Linked DNA regions of Homo sapiens: region 1 is linked to region 2. A link is an interaction called in ENCODE POLR2A ChIA-PET data of the cell type or tissue named here. Cell type or tissue: PC-3. All regions are shown on one strand.

What was found. Peaks named below come from ENCODE experiments on the same cell type or tissue, not always from the same donor. Only the 100,000 strongest peaks of a DNase experiment are listed, where the experiment ranks them.
Region 1: POLR2A ChIA-PET joins it to region 2 with 26 read pairs; 2 of 35 experiments call an interaction of 5 or more read pairs at or near these places.

What each region holds. Positions count from the first base shown.
Region 1 is chr5:12,242,169-12,250,168 of GRCh38, reverse strand. No RefSeq gene overlaps it. Among named protein-coding and RNA genes, the nearest start is that of LINC01194, 330 kb to the left of the region's middle. In PC-3, no CTCF peak of the experiment used is centred here; DNase peaks (open chromatin) are centred at 3,948, 4,598, 6,528 and 6,908; H3K4me3 peaks cover 1,908 bases; H3K27ac peaks cover 4,582 bases.
Region 2 is chr5:12,129,849-12,137,848 of GRCh38, reverse strand. No RefSeq gene overlaps it. Among named protein-coding and RNA genes, the nearest start is that of CTNND2, 230 kb to the right of the region's middle. In PC-3, no CTCF peak of the experiment used is centred here; no DNase peak of the experiment used is centred here.

The DNA.
Region 1 (8,000 bases), 110 kb before region 2:
GGACTGAGTTCACTCAAAACTTGCATGCACTCACCAGGCATTTTAACTAGAGGATACTGACTTTATAACTTATTTAAAACTAGTTTTTAAAATAATGCTATAGTGCAACTAAAGACAGTGTCTTAATGAGACCGACAAGCATAAACTTAATGTGAATTCTTTATCTTAATTTATTCTTCTTACACCCTGTTAGGTTTCCAGTTTTCATAAGGGCAAAGATTTAAGTGACTGCTGATTTCTTAAAAGATATTTTGGAAATCAGAAGACAATGTGATAATATCTACAAGAACCAAAAGACAAAATAGTGTCGTTGACCCATAGTCTCTAGCTGGCATAAATATTCTTAGATTGAAGGAAAATAAAGATCTTTGTAAGCAAAACAAAACTAAGAAAATTTGATGCCAGCAGGTTTGTACCATAATAGTAAGCCAAAATATGCAGCCTGAGGAAAGATGATACCAGAGGGAAGCCCAGAATTTCAGGAGGAATGAAGGCAACTGGGCAAGGTAGGTATGTGTGTAAATACAATGGACTATTTATTTTTAATGTCCTTCATATATAAAGGGTTGTTTAAGAACAAATTATGACATTGTCTTGTGGGGTCTAACATATATATGTCAACTATAAATTATATAAACTATATAAAAAATATGTAAACTAAAAACGTATATACATCAACTATGTCATAAAAGCCAGAGAAGAGTAAAATTACTTATAAAATCACATTGTAAAACTCCTACATTGTTTGTAAAATGAGAAAATTATTAACTCTAAGAAAATAGTGGGCAATGTTAGAAGTATATACTTTCATTGCTAGAGTGAGAACTAAAACATAACACAAAGGGGTATAGATAAGCATCTGATAGGTAAATTAGAATGCCAATATATATTCAAATTTTTAAAGACAAAAAAGGGGAAAACAAATCAAGAACTGGGAGGACAAAGAAAGCAAAGAATAAAATGGTAGAATTAAGTTAAATTATGTCAACGGTTAACATTTAATGTTAATGAACCAGAAAACAGAGATTGTCAAAACGGATGGAATGTAATAGCCAACTACTTAATGACTACAGGAGATACATTTTAAATACGAAGAGACTAACAGGTTAAAAGAAAATGGATAGGAAAGATGTATTGTGCAATCCTTAAGCATAAGAAGGCTGAAGTGATTACATACATAACACAAAACAGACTATGACACTGAAAAGTATATCAGCCAAGATAAAGAAGGACATTTCATAATGAAATGATAAAAGAATGAATTCATCAAAAAGACATAACAATCAGAAATGGGTTTCCATTAACAAACTACTTCAAAATACACAGAGTAAAAATTAACAGCATTAAAGAAACAAGCTGACATTTCCAAAGTCATATTTGGAAACTTTAGCACCACTGTCTCAGTAACTGATAGAAAAGCTAGACAAAAAAATAATTTGATCTAAAAAGACTGTTAATCTAAACAAACATTATCCACCACCTTCACCTGATTGATATTTATGGAACACTGCATCCCCTAAAAGTAGAATACATGTTCTTTTCATATTTTCATTGTATATAAGAATTAAAGTATTTAACACGGTTGAAATATTAAAGAATGTGTTCTCACAAGAAAATCACAAAAATATTTAGAAGTTTAAGTATTTGGAAAAATATTTGAAATTATTTGGAAATATTGGAATACTTCTAATATTTCTTGAAATTCAAAAAACACACATATTTGGAAATTTAAATATTTAGATAATCAATTTTTCCTGAGGAGATACAACGAGAGAAACTAGAAAATGTTACAAACAGAATGAAAATATAACTACAACATATTGAATATTGTTGAATTCAGATAAAACTGTATTTATTAGGAAATTAGTCACTTTACAAGCTTAGATTAGAATAGAAATTCTAAAATAAATAACCTTAAGTTTCTTCTTAAGAAGCTCAAAAAGGAGAGAAAAATAAACCCAAACTAAATAGAACAAAGGACATACTAATAATGAACAGGGATGAAAAAATATCAAACAAGCAATAGAAATTTAAAAATAAGCAGATTATTTGAAAAGATGAAAAAATTAAAACCCTAGCTAGATTAATTGAGAGACAAAATTATAAATGTTAGATATGAAAGGAGATTATTACCAAAGATCCAACAGACCTGAAAAAGGTAATAATGAACAACTTTATAATAACAAATTGGACAAGCTAGAGAAATGAGCAAACATTGTTCAAAAACATAACTTACCACAGCAGACAGAAGATGGAACAATCAGAATAGCCTATAAATATTTGTAATTTGATTTTTTAAAAAATCTTACAAATAGGCCAGGCGCAGTGGCTCATACCTGTAATCCCAGCACTTTGGAAGGCCGAGGCGGGTGGATCATGAGGTCAGGAAATCGAGACCATCCTGGCTAACACGGTGAAACCCCGTCTCTATTAAAAATACAAAAAAATTAGCCAGGCGCGGTGGCGGGCGCCTGTAGTCCCAGCTACTCGGGAGGCTGAGGCAGGAGAATGGCGTGAACCCAGGAGGCAGAGCTTGCAGTGAGCTGAGATTGCGCCACTGCACTCCAGCCTGGGCAACAGAGCAAGACTCCGTCTCAAAAACAAAAACAAAAAAATCTTACAAATAAAACTCTAGGCCCGTACAGTTTCAATTGTCAATCATTTAAGGAAGAAATAAGACCATTTTTATGTGAAATGTCTAGAAGAGAGGAAAAAACCTTTCTGAACCGTTTTACAAAGCCAATATAAATCTAATACTAGAAATCCCAAAAGAAAAATAAATTATGCACCAATTATATACAATATCCAACAAATAACCCCTATGAAATTAATGTTAAAAAGCACAACACAGTATTAGCACATAAAAAGGAGAAACATTTTAAAAGCATGTTACATCATGACCTAATAGGTAATTCTAAAGAATTCAAGGTTCTCACATTTAGAAATTCACCTCCAGTATAATGCACACTGTATTCTGCATGAATTCTCTGTTCACCTGTATGACTCCCAGCATGCTGACTTCTCAATTTCAAATCATCCTAATTTCTAATGTCTACTTCACTCAATTCAGTGTCTATTTATAGTCCCTTTCTGAAATTTGTCGTCGTCTGGAACTATTTTGGGTTTGAAATGTTTAAGACCACCAGCCAATTAACCTACAAAGTTTTTCTGAATATCAGCCCATTTTTCTTCATTTTCTTTCTAACTTAGATTCCAAAGTCTATCATTTCAACCACTCTATTGAGGATAATTTAAATTATCATTCATCTGTCTTCATGTCATCTGCCTATATTCCCATTCTAGACAAGCCACTAGTCTACTCTATGCTTGCACCTAATAAGATTGCTCAATTAAAAAAATAAATTCACACAATTGGGATAATTGGTAAGACCTAAATTATGGTTCCTAACCTGACGGGATCCTCAACACCATTAAACACACTCATAGGCATACATTTTTAAAATTGGCATTCTACTTCAGAGAAAACATAAATCATCAGATTGTAATTTTCTCAACTTTCAATCAGCAAATGTAAAAACTGAAGCACATCAGCCCTGTCCTTTCTTTCTGACTCCCTATGCCAATGGAGTAACATTTTGTCCATCTAGTACAAAAGCCACCTCTGCCATCTGTCTTCTGTTTTCCCATCTCTTGCCTTCACATTATCTAATCCTTCCTTATTCTCTCATGTGAAAAAAAAAAATTTTCTATTAATCCCACATACTCCTCCAGGTATTTCTTCTATTTTCAACTTTTTGCAAGAGTCGTCTAGAGTAGCTGCTGTTTCCACTTTGTCACCACACATTTATTGATCAGGAATCTTCACTGTGTCTCCGTTCCCTTGCCATTATGCTGGAGAGCTTTACCCAGGCATAAACATGAATGCCATGACAACGAAACTAATGGACAATGTTGGAGCCTCGTCATTACCCATTGTTTACTCATTTGCCAGAAGTGACCACTTTCCTCGTGTGGAGGTTGATCACATTTTCTGTTTCTTCTGCTAGTCTTTATAGAACTAAATTCCTGACTTTCTTTCTGATTCTTTAGCCATTGCTTATCTTTTATTTGGCAATAAAACTTGAGGTTCATCAGGAATTGGCCATAGGCTACTTTATCTCTCTCTCTACATTCTCTTCCTGGGACTTCATAATAATCCTCGTGTCTCCAATTTTTTCCCCCAAGCAAACCTCCTTATTTATGTCTTCCTCTTAAACTACTCATAAACCCAGCTGCCTTCTCTGAATTTTCACATGGATACCTCAAAATGAAACATCCCAAATCAACCCAATATTCTTTTCCCGCTGTCCAGATTTTTGTTCTATTTCTGTAAAAATACTATATTTTTAAAGAAAAGAAAAACAAATACTATAAATAAAACTCATAAGAATGGCTAACTATAGAGAATAAACACATGAGTAGTCTGAGATGTAGGCAAATTTATAAGACATGTTAATTAGAGAGAGAGTAAGCAAGTAAGCATCTTATGAGACATACAGTAGGTATGAATAGCAGCTTAGTAATCTCTAAGACATGTTAAAAATCCATAGCGGAATGCAATATGTGATTGAAAAAACATAGGTAGGGCAAATGCAAGTGTTACTTGTAGACAGAAAGGATGAAAAGGCCCAATTGTGAGTTCGGGATCATGCCAACTCCAGAGAAACAGCTATGTCATTCCCAAATTGGCCACTGTTTGATGACATGATAGTCCTATTTTGTCCCCGTGCTCTACTAGAAACTAATATGAGACTTAGAGCTATTCATCAAGCTCATTGGTAAGCAAGTAACAGCCATGGTCGACATACTTGATCAATACTGTATTGGTTGGTTCCAGGCATAATTTGACTGCTGAATTCCTTAGTTTAACCTCAGTTTTCTCCTTATAGTTACCCCACCAGTGGAGATTGGTGTATCTCAGAGATATAGGACTGATGAACATTGCAAAACACAGGATTCCATAGTCCTTCTCTCCTCTTGTACCCTATCATAAAGTTAGGACTTATGAACATTGGAAAACACAGGATTCTGGTAGCATAATCCTTCCCTCCTCTTGTACCCTATCATAAAGTTATCTCACCCCATCTTTTTCTTCTTGTCTGGCTTTGTGTGTCATGAATGAATTAAACAAGGATGTAACATTAGTATCTTAATCTAAATGGTCCATGAACATTTATTTTTCATAATGTCTAAAATAGCTTGCTTAATGCTATACTTGGGAGGCTACTGGGATAATTTTTCCTAAAACATCCTCCACCACAAATGTCTTCTCATGTATTTTCTACCTCTCTAAATGACACTAACATTTATATAAACAATTCTTCTTCTAAACTTATTTCCAACAATTGATGTTACGGTTGAGTTCAGGAATGGGTCTTATCTTAGTATTCCTCAACCCCTTGCTAGCATTCTTAATTCTCATAGTCCTTAGTTTGTCAGGAGTTATTTGCGAAGTGTCTGTCTACCAAAAAACACTCTAATTTAATTCTAATAGAAAGCAGGAACTATGTCTGCTTTCTATAGCATGGTATTTCCAACACCCATCATAATGTTTCACATTAAAAGATGCTCTCTACATTCTCCTTTCCTAAATAAATGCCTACCAGATTTTCTTTCACATAGTAGGAATTTAGACTGATTGCAAAGCTGATTGGACAGGAAATAATTTCTAAAAAAAACTAGAGTACAGTGGCATTTTGCCTTGAGAGAAAAGCGTTGGCACTGTGATAGGACACGCTGATAACAGTAATAGAGGTTGAAGCACAGCTTATCTTTTGTTAAAAAAGAAGTTATGCTGTGAAAACTTGACATGCAAATGAATGTATGAAATTCATTGGAAGTTCAACTGTAATCTATTTGAATGTTAATGAAGGCTGCTGAGGGATTCTTTTTAATCTTTTCCTTTTTTCCCTTTACTGTTAAAAGAAGCTCTAAAATTACCTAACAATTGATAATTCTTTATTTTATTTCTCTCATAATATGATTGATAAACTATTCAAGTAATTTATATTTGTATTTTGAATTATGAAATAGAAAAATCAGCTCTGCAAGGAAGTTTTTGGGACTACCATGTAGTCTTACATTTGAAATTTTTAAAAAAATGCATTTGGCTACGTGAATCCCTAAAGAGAGATGTGTTTATACATTGAAAACTTTGTGCTGAAATAATTTTCAACATAAAATTGAATTGATGTTAGATATTTTCCAGTGTAATATAGGAAACTGATCATTTACAAAATAGTAATAATTAACCTAATAGAAGTTTTCCTATTGCTAAAACTGTGGTATTTTTTCAGAAATATAAGTTTTTGTTCATATTGCTCATATCCACATTTAATTTTAAATTAAAATTGTACCACAGACAACAAGATGTTAATTCATTATGACGTGTGAGTGTTTCTTTGTGAATTCCTCACCTCACTTTAATGCTGTAAGATTTCAGGTTCTTCCTCATATTTCCCCCAGAGGCTTTTATGACTCATTTTGTCCCTCAAATTATGTTTCACAAACATGATTCGTTGGTCCCTACCTTTTTTCTTTCTATGTACTTGCTGCATTATTCACTTACTTAACAAATAAATGATTGACTGATTGCAAAATGCTCTTTTCCCCTTCCCCCCCTTTTCTGAAAATCATATCTATTCCAAAATCTTCAGCTAGAATAACTCAACAATACTTAGTTACACTTTCATATGTTCATATGATTGCTCCAGTTACAAGTCATATATAACAACAACAGCAACAACAACAAAATTCAAGGCAACCAAAACTGATCTCACTCTAAGCCTCTTCAATACCACTGTCACAATAATATTGCTGATTCACAGTTCTGACTGTTCCATGACTGTGCTCGGAAATCTTGTATTGCTCATTATTTCTTTACATTAAACAAAATTTCTTTCTTTCAAGGAACCTCGCAAGTCATTACTAAAAAATTCTTACTTGCCATTATTCCTGCTTTTCACTACAAGAACATCTACAAGAACTCTGCCTTCTAGCCAGAAAGCCCATGTGCCATCTTCCCAGGAATGTCTGACAGTTTTCCACAGACCTGTGGCTTGACTCATGCCATCTGTTCGAAATGCCTTTTTAATGCACATAAATTTTTGATATTTCGTCTATACTTTAGCGTCAGATTCAATGTATTCTCCTTCCTGGGTCTAAAACACGAGAAAGGAGATAGAAATTTCTGTAAAAGCCTACAAACCTCTCACGCTTCATTTATGTTTCTGACCACATATTTTCTTGATTATAGTTAGTTGCTGCTGCTCTAATGTCCCCTGCTAGATTATAAAGTCCTGGGACTAGGGATCTTATTTTATTCATGTATGAATTTCTCACAGAACCTAAAGTTGCAGAACATCTTGCAAACACTCAAATATTTATTTGTTGAGTAAATAAATAATGCAGCACATACATAAAAAGTAAATGAAACAACATTGACAACATCAAGAATTTCAGAAATACATTAATCATCAAATAATTTACTATCCCTATAGTCATACAGTCTAGAAAACATTAGTTAGCTATAGTTTCTTGAAGAAGTTTAAGACCATTATTTTATAAAATCTATTTCTAGTTCATATCATTTAAAAACAATAATTTATTTCAATATAAAATGCATGCACATAATAAAAATATAAAAGTTACAAAATGAAGTAAAAACTGTACTCTAAACCTTATCCTTCAGTCTCCCATACCCTTTCAAAGAGGCAACCCATTTTACCAATTCTATGCTATTCGGTTGGTGCAAAAGTTATTGTGGTTTTTGCAATTAAAAGTATTTTTTCCAGGGATAATCTACATATATACAGACTTAATGTTGTGCATTATTTTGCCATTTTACAGCTGTCAGCATACTCATACACACTATTCTGAAAACCATTTTTCACTCAAAAATAATCTTGGAGGTTGTTTTAAATGTTCGTACTATCCTTATTGCTTATAATGTTCCTTAGTGTTTATACCATAATCTATCCATATATGACTAGATGCTTATT
Region 2 (8,000 bases):
AATTTATATTCCTTTGGTTATATACCCAATAATAGGATTGCTGGCTCAAATGGTAATTCTGTTTTAAGTTATTTAAGGAACCACTGCACTGTTTTTCAAAATCACTGAAGTAATTTATATTCCCACTAGCAGTATATAAGCATTTCTTTTTCTCATCAGTATCTGTCATATTTTGACTTTTTTATTAATAACCATTTTGACTGGTGTCAGATGGTATCCCATTGTGGTTTTGATTTGCATTTCTCTAATGATTAGTAACTCCAAACAGTTTTTTATATGCTTGTTGATTGTTTGTGTGTCTTCCTTTGAAAAGTGTTGTTCATGCCCTTTACCCACTTCTAAAAGGGATTGTTGGCTTTCTGCTTGTAAATTTGTTTTTAAGTTTCTTAAAGATTCTGGAGATTAGACCTTTGGGGAATGCATAGTTTGCAAATATTTTCTTCCATTCTGTAGGTTGTTTATTTACTCTGTTGATAGTTTCTTTTGCTGTGCAGCAGCTCTTTAGTTTAATTAGATCTCGTTTGTCAATTTTTGGTTTTGTTGCAATTGTTTTGGATGTCTTCATCATGAAATCTTTGCCAAGTCCTATGTCTAGAATGGTATTTCATAGGTTATCTTCCAGATTTATGGTTCAAGTTTTACATATAAGTCTTTTAATCCACTTTGAGGTGATTTTTGTACATGGGATAAGGTAGAGCTCTGGTTTTGGTCTTCTGCCTATGGCTAGTCATTTACCCCAGGACCATTTATTGAATGGGGAGTCCTTTCTCCATTGCTTATTTTTGTCAATTTTGTGGCAGATTGTACAGTTGTAGGTGTGCAACATTATTTCTGGACTCTCTATTCTGTTGCATTAATCCATGTGTTCATTTTGTACCAGTACCATACACTTTTGGTTACTGTAGCCCTGTAATATAGTTTGAAGTCAGGTAACGTGCTGCCTCTAGCTTTGTTCTTTTTGCTTAGAATTGCCTTTACTATTTGGGCTCATTTTGGTTCCATATGAATTTTTAAATAGTTTTTTCTAATTCTGTGAAGAATGCCATTGGTTGTTTGATAGGAATAGCATTTGATCTGTAAATTCCTTTGGCCAGCACGGCCATTTAGACAATATTGATTGTTACTATCCATGAGCATGGAATATTTTTCCATTTGTTTGTGTCATTCCTGATTTCTTCGTGCAGTGTTTTGTAATTCTTGTTTTACAGCTCCTTCACCTCCATGGTTAGCTGTATTTCTAAGTGTTTTTTTGTGTGTGCAGAAATTGTGAATGGGATTGCATTCCTAATTTGGCTCTCAGTTTGGATGTTGTTGGTGTGTAGGAATGCTACTGATTTTTGTACCTTGATTTTGTATCCTGAAACTTTCCTGAGGTTGTTTATCAGATCAAGGGGCTATTGGGCTGAGACTATGGGGTTTCCTAGATATAGAATCATGACCCCTGCAGACAGGGATAATTTGACCTCCACTCTTCCTATTTGGATCCCTTTGAATTCTTTCTCTTTCTCTTGCTTGATTGCTCTGTCCGAGACTTCCAATATTATGCTGAATAGGTGTGGAGAGAGAGGGCATACCTATTTTGTGCTGGTTTCCAAGGGAATGTTTCTAGCTTTCATACATTCAGCATGATGTTGACTGTGGATTTGTCATAGATGGCTCTTATTATTTTGAAGATTTTTCCTTCAATATCTAGTTTTTTGAAGGTTTTTAACATGAAAGGATGTTGAATTTTATCAACAGCTTTTTCTGCATCAATTGAGATAATTATGTGGCTTTTGTTTTTAGTTCTGTTTGTGTGATGAATCACATTTATTGATTTGCATATGTTGAACCAAACTTGCATTACAGGAATAAACCCTACTTACTTCATCATGGTGGATTAGCTTTTTGAGGTGTTGCTGGATTTAGTTTGTCAGTATTTTTCTTTTTGATAATTTTTGCCTCTGTGTTCATCAATAATATTTGCCTGAAGTTTTCTTTTTTTCTTGTGTCTCTGCCAGGTTTTGGTGTCAGGATGAGGCTGGCCTCATAGAATGAGTTGAAGAGAAGTCTATGCTCAATTTTTATAATATTTTCAGTAGTTATGGCACTAGCTTTTCTTTATACATCTGGTAAAATTCAGCTGTGAATCCATCTGGTCCTGGGTGATGTTTGCTTGGTAGGATTTTCATTACTGATTCAATTATAGAATTCGTTATTTGTCTGTTCACAAATCCAATTTCTTCCTCTTTCAGACTTAGGAGGTTGTATGTTTCAGGAATGTATTCATATATTTTAGGTTTTCTAGATTGTCTGCACAGAAGTGTTCATAGCAGTCTCTGATGTTTTTTCTTTTTGTATTTCTGTGGGTTCAGGGGCAACATCCCATTTGTCATTTACAATTATGTTTATTTGAATATTCTCTTTTTTATCTGTCTAGCTAGCAATCTATCTTATTAATTTTTTCACATAGCCAGCTCCTGGATTTGTTTATCTTTTGTATAGTTTTTCTTGTCTCAGTTTCCTTCAGTTCACCTCTGATTTCAGTTGTTTCTCATCTTCTGATAGCTTTGAGGTTGGTTTCTACTTCCTTCTCTAGTTCTTCTACTTGTGGTGTTAGGTTGTTAATTTGAGACCTTTCTACATTTTTGATGCTTAGTGCTATAAATTTCTCTCTTAACATTGCCTTAGCTGTGTCCTAGAGATGCTGGCATATTGTACCTATGTTTTCATTAGTTTCAAATAATTTCTTGATTTCTGTCTTAATTTCATTGTTCACCCAAAAGTCATCCAAGATCAGGTTGTTTAATTTCCATGTGATTGTATTGTTTTAAGTGATTTTCTGAGTATTCATTTCTATTTTCATTTCACTGTGGTCCAAGAGTATGGTTGGTATGATTTCAGCCATTTTGAATTTGCTAACGATTGTTTGTCTAATTATGTGCTCATTTTTGCTGTATATGCCATGTGGCAATGAGAAGAATGTCAATTCCATTGTTTTTAGCTGGAGAGTTCTATAGATGCCTATTAGATGCATGTCATCAGGTGTTGGTTCAGGTCCTGAATATCTGTTAATTTTCTGCCTCAATAATCTGTCTAACAGTGTCAGTGGTGTGTTGAAGTCTCCCACTTTTATTGTTTGGGAATCTAAGTCTCTTTGTAAGTGTCTAAGAACTTGCTCCATGAATCTGGGTGCTCCTCTATTTGATGCATATAGATTTAGCATAGATATGTATTCTTGTTGAATTGAATCTTTTACCGTGATATGATGTCCTTATTTATCTCTTTTTATCTTTGTTGGTTTAAAGTCTACTTTGTCTAAAATTAGGATTTCAACACCTGCTTTTGTCTTTCATTTGCTTGGTAGATTTTTCTCCATTACTTTATTTTGAGCTTCTGGATGTCATTGCATGTGAGATGGGTCTTTTGTAGACAGCATACCATTGGGTCTTGTTCTTTATCCCGCTTGCCACTCTGTGCCTTTTAATTGGGGCATTTAGCTGATTTACAGTCAAGATTAGTATTGATAGGTGCAGATTTGATCCTGTCATCATGTTGTTAACTGGTTATTATAAAGACTGGTTTGTGTGGTTGCTTTGTATTATTATCTATACTCTGTGTACTTAAGTATGTTTTGTAATGGTTGGTAATGCTCTTTTCTTTCCATGTTTAGTGCTCCTTTCAGGACCTCATTTAGGCAGGTCTGGTGGTAATAAATTCCCTTAGCATTAGCTTGTCTGAAAAGGATGTTTATTTCTCCTTCACTTATAAGCTTAGTTTGGCTGGACATTAAATTTTTGGTTGGAAATTCTTTTCTTTAAGAATGTTGAATATAGGCCCCAGTCTCTTGTGGCTTGCAGGGTTTCTACTGAAAGGGACACTGTTAGTCTGATGGGGATCCCTTTGTAGGTGACCTGTCCCTTACCTCTAGCTGCCTTTAACATTTTTAAATTTCATTTTGAACTTGGAGAATCTGATTATTATGTGTATTGGGAATGGTCTATTTTGTGTATTATTTCACAGGGGTGTTCTGCATTTACTGAATTTAAATGTTGGCCTCTCCAGTGAGGTCAAGGAAGTTTTCATGGATGATATCCTGAAACTTGTCTTCCAGGTTGTTTGCTTTCTCCCTGTCTGTTTTACGGATGCCAGTGAGTCATAGATTTGGTCTCTTTACACAATCCCATATTTCCAGGGGATTTTTGTTTGTTCTTTTTAATTCATTTTTATTTATTTTTGTCTGACTAGATTAATTCAGGAGCCAGTTTTCAAGCTCTGAGATTCTTTTCTCAGCTTGTTCTATTTTGCTGTTAATATTTGTGATTTGCATTATGCAATTCTTGTAGTATGAATTTCAACTTTATCAGCTCATTTTGTCTTTTTTATAATGATTATTTCATCTATCAGCTCCTGTGTTGTTTTACTGTGTTTTAGCTTCCTTGAATTGTGTTTCAATGTTCTCATGAATCTCGATGATCTTCATCGCTATCCATATTCTGAATTCTATTTCTGTTATTTCATCCTGGTTAAGAAACTTTGCTGGGGAACTAATGTGGTTGTCTGGATAAAATAAGGCACTCTGGATATTTGAGTTGAATCAGAAGAGTTCTTCTGCTGATTCTTTCTTATTTGTGTGGGCTGATTATCCTTTAATATTTGAAGTTTCTGTCCTGCAGATGGATTTTTCTTTTTTCTTTTTCTTTTTTTTTTTTTTTTTTTTTTTTTTTGCTTTTTTCTTCTTTGATACCCTTGGTGGTTTGATTATGTTATAACATGTATTCAGTTGACTGGCTTTGGTTCTAGTCATCTCCTGAGTCTTGGAGGAGCCCCCTTCAATTATTCTCTCCATGCTTGTGTTTCTTTTGTTGAGCGTTCTGGTCCACAGGTCTCCCTCAGGCAGGGGCCACAGTTGGCAGATAAGCCATATCCTTAAGAAGTCAACCCTAATCTGATGTTTGTGTGCCTCCTGGGAAAACATGGGATTGCACCTGTCCACAGAGTTCAAGTGGAAGTGGGACACTGGATTGGAAGCTCTAGTGGGTGTGGCCCTTCTGGCTACAGGAGGCAGGAATGGGTAGGGTTGCCCATCGTACCATCCATGTGTTTCCATGGCAACAGGAGGCTGCATTCCTCAGCAAATTTAGGCAGAAGAAGGACCTCTGAGCCAGAAAGTCTAGCAGGCATGGCTCCTTTGGCTACCAGTGTCAGGGGTGGGTGGGGATGTTCACCCTGTAGTCCAGATGCTTCCTGGGACAACAGAAGGCTGTGTCCATCAGCTGAGATCCCACAGAATCAAGACTGGCCCAAATGGAAGCTGTGTTCCTTGGCTAAGTGGGCCACTGGGTGGGAAGTTGTAGCAAATATTGCCCTCCTGGCTATCCATGGCTTGGAGGGTGGGGAGCAGTTGGGGTGCAGTCACTTGCCCTGCTGTCAGGGTGTTTCTCAGAAGATCAGGAGGCTACACCCTCCAGCTGAGTACACACAAAATAAGACTGCTGGGCTGGAGGCTCTAGCAGATGTTGCTCACCTAGCTACCCATGGTGAGGGTGGGCAACATGGCAGGCCAAATTTGGGCCCAGGTGGGACTGCTGGAGCCAAGTCCTCTCTGACAAGGTGGGTTGGAGCAATCCTACCGTTCCCAGGCACCACAACAGCAACCTCTACTGGGGATGTGGCAACCATGCCGGTTGGCTCCAGGACCCAGGGATTATAGAGGTCCCCTTGGACTCGAGAGTTGCTGCCAAAAAATATCTGGCATCTTCCTGCCTCAGTCTAGAACTGCAGTGATTTTCTCATCCCCAGTCCAGCACAGGTCCCTGTGGAAAGTGTGAATCTCCCAGGCACTCTTACTCAGCCACTCACCCTTTCCGGTGTTGGAGAGGTTCTCCTGGCTCTACCCTGAGCCTGGACAGGTTGGGGTCCAGCCTCATTTCTATCTGCACTCTGTCTTCCCCTGCTGCCTTGATGAATCCCAATGTGTTTTCTCAGATGATTGGCCTGTAGATTCAGTATCATTAGCTCTTTTCAGCACACAGGAGATACTTCCTGTAGGCCATCTTGGCACCCATGATTCTTGTTCATAAGAATAATTTTGTCAGATTATTTTGTGAAAAATAGTTACTGCTACCTGAGTTTTATGTTTACAGAAAATAAGTGTCAATTTTTTAAAAAAACTTTACTAGTAAGAACATACACACTTATATTAATACTCTCTTTTTATTTATTTATTTGTATTATTTTTCTTATTATATTTAAGTACCAGGGTACATGTGCACAATGTACAGGTTTATTACATAGGTATACGTGTGCCATGTTGGTTTGCTGCACCCATCGACTTGTCATTTACATTAGGTATTTCTCCTAATGCTATCCCTCCCCCATCCCCCCTACCCCCGACAGGCCCCAATGTGTGATGTTCCCACCCTGTGTCCAAGTGTTCTCATTGTTCAATTCCCACCTATGAGTGAGAACATGCGGTGTTTGGTTTTCTGTCCTTGTGATAGTTTGCTGAGAATGATGGTTTCCAGCTTAATCCATGTCCCTGCAAAGGACATGAACTCATCCTTTTTTATGGCTGCATAAAAAAGTATTCCATGGTGTATCTTAATCCATGTCCCTGCAAAGGACATGAACTCATCCTTTTTCATGGCTACATAGTATTCCATCATGTATATGTGTCATATTTTCTTAATCCAGTCTATCATTGATGGACATTTGGGTTGGTTCCAAGTCTTTGCTATTGTGAATAGTGCTGCAGTAAACATACGTGTGCATGTATCTTTATAGCAGCATGATTTATAATCCTTTGGCTATATACCCAGTAATGGGATTGCAGGGTCAAATGGTATTTCTAGTTCTAGATCCCTGAGGAATGACCACACAGTCTTCCACAATGGTTGAACTAATTTACACTCCCACCAACAGTGTAAAAGCATCCCTATTTGTCCACATCTTTTCCAGCATCTGTTGTTTCCTGACTTTTTAATGATCACCATTCTAACTGGCATGAGATGGTATTTCATTGTGGTTTTGATTTGCATTTCTCTGATGACCAGTGATGATGAGCATTTTTTCATGTGTCTGTTGGCTGCATAAATGTCTTCTTTTGAGAAGTGTCTGTTTGTATCCTTTGCCCACTTTTTGATGGGGTTATTTGTTTTTTTCTTGTAAATTTGTTTAAGTTCTTTGTAGATTCTGGATATTAGCCCTTTGTCAGATGGATACATTGCAAAAATTTTCTCCCATTCTGTAGGTTGCCTGTTCACCCTGTTGGTAGTTTATTTTGCTGTGCAGAAGCTCTTTAGTTTAATTAGATCCCATTTGTCAATTTTGGCTTTTGTTGTCATTGTTTTTGGTGTTTTAGTCATGAAGTCTTTGCCCATGCCTATGTCCTGAATGGTATTGCCTAGGTTTTCTTCTAAGGTTTTTGTGACTTTAGATCTTACATTTAAGTCTTTAATCCATCTTGAATTAATTTTTGTATAAGGTGTAAGGAAGGGATCAAGTTTCAGCTTTCTGCATATGGCTAGCCTGTTTTCCCAGCACTATTTATTAAATAGGGAATCCTTTCCCCATTTTTTGTTTTTGTCAGGTTTGTCAAAGATCAGATGGTTGTAGATGTGTAGTGTTATTTCTGAGGCCTCTGTTCTTTTCCTTTGGTCTATATATCTATTTTGGTACCAGTACCATGCTGTAGTATAGTTTGAAGTCAGGTAGCATGATGCCTCCAGCTTTGTTCTTTTTGCTTAAGATTGTCTTGGCTATGCGGGTGCTTTTTTGGTTCCATCTGAACTTTAAAGTAGTTTTTTCCAATTCTGTGAAGAAAGTCATAGGTAGCTTGATGGGGATGGCATGGAATCTATAAATTACCTTGGGCAGTATGGCCATTTTCACAATATCGATTCTTCCTATCCATTAGCATGGAATTTTCATCGATTTATTTGTGTCCTCTTTTATTTCATTGAGCAGTGGTTCGTATTTCTCCTTGAAGAAGTCCTTCACATCCCTTGTAAGTTGTATTC